Linked DNA regions of Homo sapiens: region 2 is linked to region 1. A link is a contact called in ENCODE Hi-C or POLR2A ChIA-PET data. All regions are on one chromosome and are shown on one strand. The core of a region is the stretch at or near the end of the contact, and the rest is flanking DNA. Distances in the headings are between cores, read along the strand shown.

What was found. Hi-C counts contacts between places; a loop is a spot of excess contacts on that map. ChIA-PET counts read pairs that join two places held with the same protein, here RNA polymerase II (POLR2A). Pooled maps may share reads with other maps.
Region 2: a loop to region 1 is called in a pooled map, with 2.2 times the contacts of the local background. The contact joins two enhancer-like sites. A Hi-C loop is called at or near these places in 1 of 50 pooled maps. POLR2A ChIA-PET finds 5 or more read pairs at or near these places in 2 of 52 experiments (OCI-LY7 and activated CD4-positive, alpha-beta memory T cell).

What each region holds. Positions count from the first base shown.
Region 1 is chr5:54,669,997-54,674,634 of GRCh38, reverse strand. The region is part of intron 1 of LINC02998 (long intergenic non-protein coding RNA 2998); the gene reads left to right. Among named protein-coding and RNA genes, the nearest start is that of LINC02998, 72 kb to the left of the region's middle. Within about 2 kb of position 2,839, at least 3 of the 41 ENCODE cell types and tissues checked have a DNase peak (open chromatin) inside an H3K27ac peak, as active enhancers do.
Region 2 is chr5:54,784,510-54,789,147 of GRCh38, reverse strand. No RefSeq gene overlaps it. Among named protein-coding and RNA genes, the nearest start is that of LINC02998, 43 kb to the right of the region's middle. Within about 2 kb of position 2,832, at least 8 of the 41 ENCODE cell types and tissues checked have a DNase peak (open chromatin) inside an H3K27ac peak, as active enhancers do.

The DNA.
Region 1 (4,638 bases), core at 1,590-4,089:
ATTTGTTGAACAAGTAAATGAGTGAATGAGTGTGCGGCTGTTGATAGGATGATAGCTGGTTAGTAGCCTTTTACAGGTGTATTTTTCTTTGTGACACTCTTTCAGGTGGTCTTTGCGTTGTGATCCCCACAGTTTTGGAGTACCAAGTAAATGTTCCTTTTCTCTATTCATAGATGGGACAGCATGGCAGGAGTCATGAGTCTTCTGGAAATGAGACACTCTGAGTGTGGAGGAGGCTGTTGAACATCTATGGGAAAAAAAGAAGGAATTCAGGGCACAGTCTCCCTGGTAGCTGGTGGTGGTGGTGGGACAAACCCTGGAGGAGCTGGAAAAATGGCTTTTGTGCTCCTTCTTATTTCCATGTGGTAGCAGACATCATGCCTTATCTTGTTACCCAGAATCTCCCCAGTTTGCCATTGAAGAAATCAAGGTGTAGAGAAGCATAAGGACTTGCTCAGATATGGTGGCAGTGCCAGGCCTAGAGCTTAGTTCTTGCAGCAATACTTTCTGCCACCCTTCCTCTTCTCCCCACTACTCTCTGAAAGCCCTCTTTCCTATTTGCTAACTCAGTTATGCATGCAATGCTTCCTCCACGGCACTCACCACCACTGATGTGTGATGCTGTGAAAGCAGGAGGTCAAGGCCAGGGCACTTCCTCCTGTCTAGCATTTCTTGCAGAGAAGAGCTGTTCCTGTGTGTGTAGTAGGTGGGTGGGGCAAGGACTGGGACAAGCAGCACCAGGGGAGATTGCAAGAAATCCATCCCCATTTATGCAAATCTTTTCTTCTGGGGCTTCAGTAACAGCTTCACTTTTTTCTTTTGAAACTCCCAACAGAAAATGTTGTTTTAGATGGGTGCATGTGTGCAAGTACACATAAGTGCACATAACAACATCAGATACTCACGATAGGCATACTGTAGAGGATGAAAGGCCCACACCTACTTCAACCACCTTCATTCCCTCCTTCTCATGATTCATTTGTGGAGCGGGAGGCTGCTGACATCTTCAAATACAAGCCTCTCTGAGCTTGGAGTCAAGGGGCAACATTTCTGCAGAGGGCTCCTATAGACATCCATTTCCCCATGCTTTATTTCCAAGACCCTGATTTACGATGGATAAATTAAAGTTTCTTTGTTTATCACATGATAAGAAATGCAAGTTCATCTGCAAGATTCTCTGAGTTATTCCTTGCTCTGCAGATTTCATAAGTTCTGGTGGAGTTGACCTCCTTTCTGCTAAATGAGCACTGTTCCTGACCATGGATATTGGTATTGAAGATTTCTCAAAGGATCCAGCTCTTTAATTGGAATGTCCATGAATCAGGAAGAGCAGTGAATAGCTAGTTAAATGGTAATGGCCTTAAACAAGTCCTCAACACACATGAGCAACTGATTTCTTTTTCCTTTTATCTTTTTGTCCTTTCATTCCTTCAACCAATTTTCTCTTAGGGATCAAGGAGCTCACAATCTAGGGAGAGAGACAACAAAAAATTTGACCATTATTGCAAAATGTAGATGTAAGATGCTTGTATTGCAAGCAACAGAAAATCTGGCTCAATCAGGCTCAAACCAGGAAGGAAATTGATTGGCTCACATGACTGAAAACTCTCAAGGAAGGTTTGCCTAAGACAAGCTCACTCCCAGCAGCTCAGCCATTGGGTTTCTTTTCCATTTCTCTACCTGCCTTCTGGGATACTGGCTGCATTCTAAGGCTGACCCTGCTCAGAGTCCCAAAATGGCCATAAGCAACTCTCAGAGAAACATGCTTCCTTTTTCAGATCCCATGAGAAAGAATGTGTCTTTGCCCCAGCACTCCTGGAAAATGTCCTGAGACTCAGTGTGGTTCAGGGTGGGGCTGGTGGCTAAGCTGAGCTAATCAATTACATGACCAAAAGATGGTCACAGGCTCCACCCTGGAGGTAGATGTGAGAGTCAGCTGCACAGGAATCCCTAAATGGAAACAGAGCTGTGGGACAGGAAAAAGCAAGATAGCAAGAAATGTTGATTTCAGGGAAAGGGCTTTCACAGGGGTATTAATGTGATTGCCTGATGGGTTCTTCTTGCTGGCTGCACAGATAAACCCAATTTACTGAGACAGCAGTCTTGCAGTAAAGAAAGAATTTAGTTAATGCAAGACTGACCAAGCAGAAGGACAGGAGTTTATTATTACTCAAATTGCCTCTCCGAGAACTCAGAGGCTAGAGTTTTTATGAATAATTTGGTGGACAGGTGGGTAGGGAATGGGTGCTGCTGATTGGTTGGGGATGAAATCATAAGGGTGTGAAAAATGGTCCTCGTGTGCTGAATCTGCCTCTGGGTTGTGACCACAGGTGTGATTAAGACATGAGTTACGTGTCCAGGTGGGGTCAGTCAGTTGCCAGAATGCAAAAGTCTGAAAAACGTCTCAAAAGACCAATATTAGGTTATACAATAGTGATGTTATCTGTAGCAATAATTGTGAAAGTCACAAATATTATGGCCTCTGGCCACATGCTCTCCAGCATAGGGATTATAAAAACTATGCCTACATTTTAGCAGAATTCAGGCCCCTTCCATAATCCTAATCTCATGGCCTTTCATTAGTTTTACAAAGGCAGCTTCTGTCCCTCAGCAAGAAGGAGGTTAGTTTTAGGGAGGGACTATTATCATCCTTGTTCTAAAGTTAAACTGTAAACTAAATTCCTTCCATAGTTAGCTTGGCGTATGCCCAGGAATGAGCAAGGACAGTCAGCCTGTGAGACTAGAAGCAAGATGGAGTCAGCCATGCTAGACCTCTCTTGCTGTCATAATCTTTGCAAAAGTGGTTTCAATCATGTGACACCTGGAAGCACAAGAGGGGGGTCCCCCTCAGCCTGAGTAGGCTCAGGGTTTTCTGAGCCAAGAATGAGCCGTGGAAATGCAGGAAATTTGAACTGATCAACTACTAGAATATATTCCTATTGTACTTGAGGTGGAAGCTACCCTAGGTTAGAAAATGATGACAGTGTGAAATCTATCTAAAGAAGTCTGAGAACAGACTTTATGCCAGGACTCAAGAGGCTGTGTGTGTTTGGGAGTCCACATTCATCTCTTAAATTCTCAGCAAAGAGGATGAAAATATTTGAATATGTCCTAAGAGAGCTGTTCATACGCAGATTTCGGTTCCAGGGCCTGGGTAATACTGAACTGTATTACACAAGACAAGCCTAGGCTTGATTCCAACCAATCTGGGTTTGAGTCTTAGCTTTACCACTCATTGTGGCCTTGGGGAAATCACTTAACCTCTCTACTTGACCTCTTTGTATTTAAAATTTGAATAGCAGCACTTTCCTTGCAGTGATTGTGAAAAGCAGAAATAATGCCTCACAGTATACGGTGTGAAACAGGCATTAAGCAACTATGACTATTGCTATTTAAACAGAGCTGCCTCTCTGGCACGATGCAAGATCAGAAGAGGAATGTGCACTTTCTGGAAAAGCCTGGCTTTGGACAAGATCTAGGCAGTAAATACAAACATTGGGGAGCTATTAAGGACATGCTAATATGGGTGGAGTCTCTGCTGAGGTTCACGCCATGTTCCTCCTGGATTCACACATGCCTGGACATTCCTGGAAGATGGTCCTCCTTTTGGGAAAGGCGTATTTTAGGGATATAAAGCCTGGCATACTGGCTTGGTTCAAGGTAATAGACCCATATCAGAAAGTAAAACTCATAAACTTCACGCTTTTCTCAAAATCAGAACATTTCTGGTCTAGCCCCCCACAGTTGGCTCCTAAAGAAGAGACGCTGTAGGAACATGTAAGACTAAGAATATGACTGTCAGGCAGCCCAGAAGGCAGCTTTTGGATGGTCCAGAGGAGAGCACAAGAAAGTGTTATGGTGCCTTCTGGTTGGGGTTGAGATTGGAGTTGTATGGAGTCCAGAAAAAACAGAATTTGCACTGTGGCCACCTCGCCCCAATCCGGGCAGAAGAAGGAGAGGGAGGCATCACATTTGGTGGGTGTGAGAGAGACAGAGAAGGGTCAGTGCCAACAGCTCCAGCAGCAGGGGATACATTTTGTGGCTTTGAAGCATAGCCATAGCAGGTTGGAGGTGTCAGTGTCCTCATTGGGGGTGGGTCCATCATGCCCCAACACAAACATCACTGCAGGGAGCTGTAGCAGGGGGAAGCTGAGTGCAGGGTCATATGGTAGCTGAAAGGGCCATATGGTGAGCACACATGTGCCATCCCCTGGGGGTTCCCAGGAGCAGCTAGAGGGATTCTGCAGTGTTGATGAGGGGCAGGGCCAGACAGACCCTGCTGGTTACTCTAACTTTGCCCAGAGTAGTGTGACCAAGGAAACTCAGGCTACACAAATTCTTCACATCCTCCAGGACACTACACAACTGCTTCAAAGCCAGGAGTTCATTGATTACATTGTACCTTTAAGAAACCACGACTTAATGTTGTTATGCCTTTGCCTTTTGCCAGGGATAATTGAGAATGTTTCATATATACTATAAAACTTCCTATAATGACAAATTCTATTATGATGTTTAAAACCATATGTAAAACAAACCCTCCTGATTACTTTCTCTTACTATTCTAGGAATGTTTGTCTCTCATGTTGCACTAGCACACTTCCTTCCTTCCTTTTTCTTTCTTTTTTTTTTTTCTTT
Region 2 (4,638 bases), core at 1,583-4,082, 110 kb before region 1:
CTACAAGGCTACAGTAACCAACACAGCATGGTGCTGGTACCAAAACAGAGATATAGACCAATGGAACAGAACAGAGCCCTCAGAAATAATGCCGCATATCTACAACTATCTGATCTTTGACAAACCTGACAAAAACAAGAAATGGGGAGATGATTCCCTATTTAATAAATGGTGCTGGGAAAACTGGCTAGCCATATGTAGAGAGCTGAAACTGGATCCCTTCCTTACACCTTATACAAAAATTAATTCAAGATGGATTAAAGACTTACATGTTAGACCTAAAACCATAAAAACCCTAGAAGAAAACCTAGGCAATACCATTCAGGACATAGGCATGGGCAAGGACTTCATGTCTAAAACACCAAAAGCAATGGCAACAAAAGCCAAAATTGACAAATGGGATCTAATTAAACTAAAGAGCTTCTGCACAGCAAAAGAAACTACCATCAGAGTGAACAGGCAACCTACAGAATGGGAGAAAATTTTTGCAATCTACTCATCTGACAAAGGGCTAATATTCAGAAACTACAATGAACTCAAACAAATTTACAAGAAAAAAACAAACAACCCCGTCAAAAACTGGGTGAAGGATACGAACAAACACTTCTCAAAAGATGACATTTATGCAGCCAAAAAACACATGAAAAAATGCTCATCCTCACTGGCCATCAGAGAAATGCAAATCAAAACCACAATGAGATACCATCTCACACCAGTTAGAATGGCGATCATTGAAAAGTCGGGAAACAACAGGTGCTGGAGAGGATGTGGAGAAATAGGAACATTTTCACACTGTTGGTGGGACTGTAAACTAGTTCAACCATTGTGGAAGTCAGTGTGGCGATTCCTCAGGGATCTAGAACTAGAAATACCATTTGACCCAGGCATGCCATTACTGGGCATATACCCAAAGGATTATAAATCATGCTGCTATAAAGACACATGCACACGTATGTATATTGCGGCACTATTCACAATAGAAAAGACTTGGAACCAAGCCAAATGTCCAACAATGATAAACTGGATGAAGAAAATGTGGCACATATACACCATGGAATACTATGCAGCCATAAAAAATGATGAGTTCATGTCCTTTGTAGGGACATGGATGAAACTGGAAACCATCATTCTCAGCAAATTATTGCAAGGACAAAGAACCAAACACCACATGTTCTCACTCATAGGTGGGAATTGAACAATGAGAACACATGAACACAGGAAGGGGAACATCACACACCGGGGACTGTTGTGGGGTGGGGGGAGGGGGGAGGGATAGCAGTAGGAGATATACCTAATGCTAAATGACGAGTTAATGGGTGCAGCACACCAACATGGCACATGTATACATATGTAACAAACCTGCACGTTGTGCACATGTACCCTAAAACTTAAAGTATAACAATAATAAAAGAAAAAAAAAGTCTGGTAGTACGACCCCATGTTAGTGCCTAAAATCAAAATTCTCTTTGAAGAGAGAATGTCTTGCCAATATCAGATGCTCTGTGTTTCTTCATTGAGAAGGGATGTATGCATGTGTGTAATGGTGAAATATTAGGAGGTTCCCTCTGCACCCACATTTGTTTCCATACGAGGAGTGATTTGTTGCTGCTGTTACTTAGCAGAATTGAGGTTCCCTATGGTTTTCTGATTATCTTCTAAGAGTGCAAGCTCAGTGAAGCTTGGACTCCTGAGAATTGATAGCCCCTTAGTGATACTGCAAGGGGTGGGCACCAGAAGAAGGGCAGAAGCCACCACTGCTTTCTCCAATAGGTTGTGGAGTCCTTGGTTAATAGTGAGATATCATCTGTATTCTGCCTTCACAAGCCACAAGCTCATAGAATTGTGTCTTTTGGGCCCAGAAATAACATTGTGGGTCATGCAACCCCTTGTCTTCTACAGATGAGGACATGGAAGTATGAAGGAGCAGAGAGTTTCCCCAGCTAGTCAGTGACAGAAGTGGCTCTGGACCCCTGAGCCTGGACTATCACTCAAGGGCTCTTTGTATTACTCTGCTCTTCTATTTGAAAAATTTCTTGAAACAGTTGCAATATTATGAGTGTATCACAGTGATTATTCCATGTGCTCCTCTAACACTTCCTGGCTTCCTTTGCATTTAAGTTGGAATCATGTGAGTATCCTGCCTTTGCACTATGAGCAGGAGTGGAGTGCATGTGTTCTTCAGGCCAGTGAGTTCAGATTGGTGTTCCTTCTGTACTCTTTATGTGCCCTGAAACAGAGACCTTAGGGACCAGGTGGAACTTATGGTAGAGCTACAAGACAGAGAAAGGCATCCCAACTCATATGAGACTTTAGGTGAACAAAAAATAAACCATTGCTGTTTTAAACCATTGGGACTTCAGGGGTTTGACCTTTATAGCAACTAGGATTCGCTACCCCAGGCCAATGGGCATCTACTTCTGGGCCAACATGCCTGAACAGGACATAACGAACAAAGTTTGGCAATGGCAGCTTGGCATCTGGAAAAAAACAACAGAAATGTGACACTCAGTTCTTGGACACTCCTTTCTCAACTAAAAAGCAGAAGGGCTGAGAGAAGACAAGAGTTTCAAGGTTGAGATGAGAATGGTAGTTGCTGGTTAAGTGTACCTCCCTACTCTTCTTCAGGAAGTCACGTTCCCACGGACACAGAGAAGGCTGGGTCAGGCAGCACTCACGTGTTCTATCTCAGTTCTCTCTCGACTTCCAGGGATGGGTTGTGGCCACATGCCTTTTCAGCCTGAGCCCAGCTGCATGACCCCTCCTTGCAAGAGTGCTAGGAACTGATAAGAGGAACTGACCCAATGCCACTTCTCTATGAAACCTCTGCTCCAGGCCCCACTTCATGTTCCCACCTGCCATAGGCCTGGAGGACCATGGGCCTGGTTCTGAACTGAGAACTTATACCACTTTCCCCTGATGGGTACAGCTGTGGCTCTAGACAGAAGCCTGAAAAAAGACAGAGGAAAGGCAGGGCATCCTCTCTACTGGGCTGTTGATTTTGTGGCTGTCACTGGGTGACTTTTGGCTCTGGGACCTCAAATTAATATGTGGATTGCTCTCCCCAGTGCTGAATTCTAGCCAGCTGGCTTTGTCCTTGCATTTCCTGGCACTGAGCCTGGCATGCCTACAGCAGCATGGCCCACTGATGGAGGGCTGGGTTGTCTGTGCCTTGCCTCTTCCGCTGCTGATGTCCTGTTTCAGAGAGACTCCCTGGTGGACATTCAGTGACACACATCCCGGTGTCAGCAGGTTCAAGGCCCAACTCTCACAGCCACACTTAACATGGCTTGAGATAAGGCTGGCTGTTTACGGTTGTGCTTAGTGGTTTCATTTCATGCAGACGTGGCAGAAGACAGGCTGTGATACAGCTGGAGGGGGCAGTCGGTGGTAGCTGATGATGTAGATAATGGGAGAAATTCTGATAAAGGGGCTGACCTTTTCCATTTTCACTAGTAATGACAGTCTTTGCTGCGTTCTGCAAGTATCAAAATGCAGGATGAGATTAGCAAATACAGTAAAGCCCAGCGATTTATGTGTAAAACCAAGGCAATATTGTGACAAATACTTGGTTTTCTTGACATTTCTCTTTTTAAAAAATCTAATGTATCTTAGTTACAAAATTAAAGCATAGAAAGAATAAGGTATTTTCTAATCCTAAGTCTCTCTAACAGATGAATTAACAGTTTGACATATGTTTTTCTATATCTTAATGCTTACCTATATCCATATATTTTTTAAAATGTGAGTGGGATCATACTATATATATGTGTATATGTGTATATATATGGTGTATATATGTATGTATATATATGGTATATATATGTATATATGGTATATATATATGTATGTATATATGGTATATATGTATGTGTATATATAGGTATATATATGTATGTGTATATATAGTGTATATATGTATATATTGGTCTGTAACTTCCATTTTTATTGTATTTTAATGTATTTGGACATTTTCCATGTCAATAGGATCTGCTTTATCTTTAAAAAAACCTACACAAGGTTTAACTCTGACGATGGCCCATGACTTATTTCTTAGTTCTTCATTGATAGTGTATTTTGTTCATTTTTTATTATGATAAATGCTACAATAAGCATCATTATACAGTATATTTTTTGCTAGGTGTGTTGGTGGTATAGTGGTAAGCATAGCTGCCTTCCAGTATATCTTTGTATATCTGTCTTATAATTTCTTTAGGCTTAATAACTAGAATTAGAAATATTAGCTTGAAGCATATGTAAAGTTACATTTTCAACTTGTGAGCAGATTACCTTCCAGAAATGTTGTAAGAATTTATATTCCTACCAACTAGTAGGAGAGTGTTTGTTTTGCCACACCCTTATTACTGAGTAATACCATTCCTATTACTTTCGTAGGTTAAAATAAATTTTGCTCTTCAAAATTTGTATTTTTTTAAAATTTAGCTTTTTTTTAAAAAAAACTCAGGGGTATATGTGCATGTTTGTTATATAGGTCAATTTGTGTCATAGAGGTTTGTTGTACAGAATAATTTGTCACCCAGGTGTTAAGCCTAGTACCCAATAGTTATAATATTTTTATTGATTCTCTTCCTCCTTCCACGCCTCCACCTTCTGATAGGCCCCAGTGTGTGTTGTTCCCCT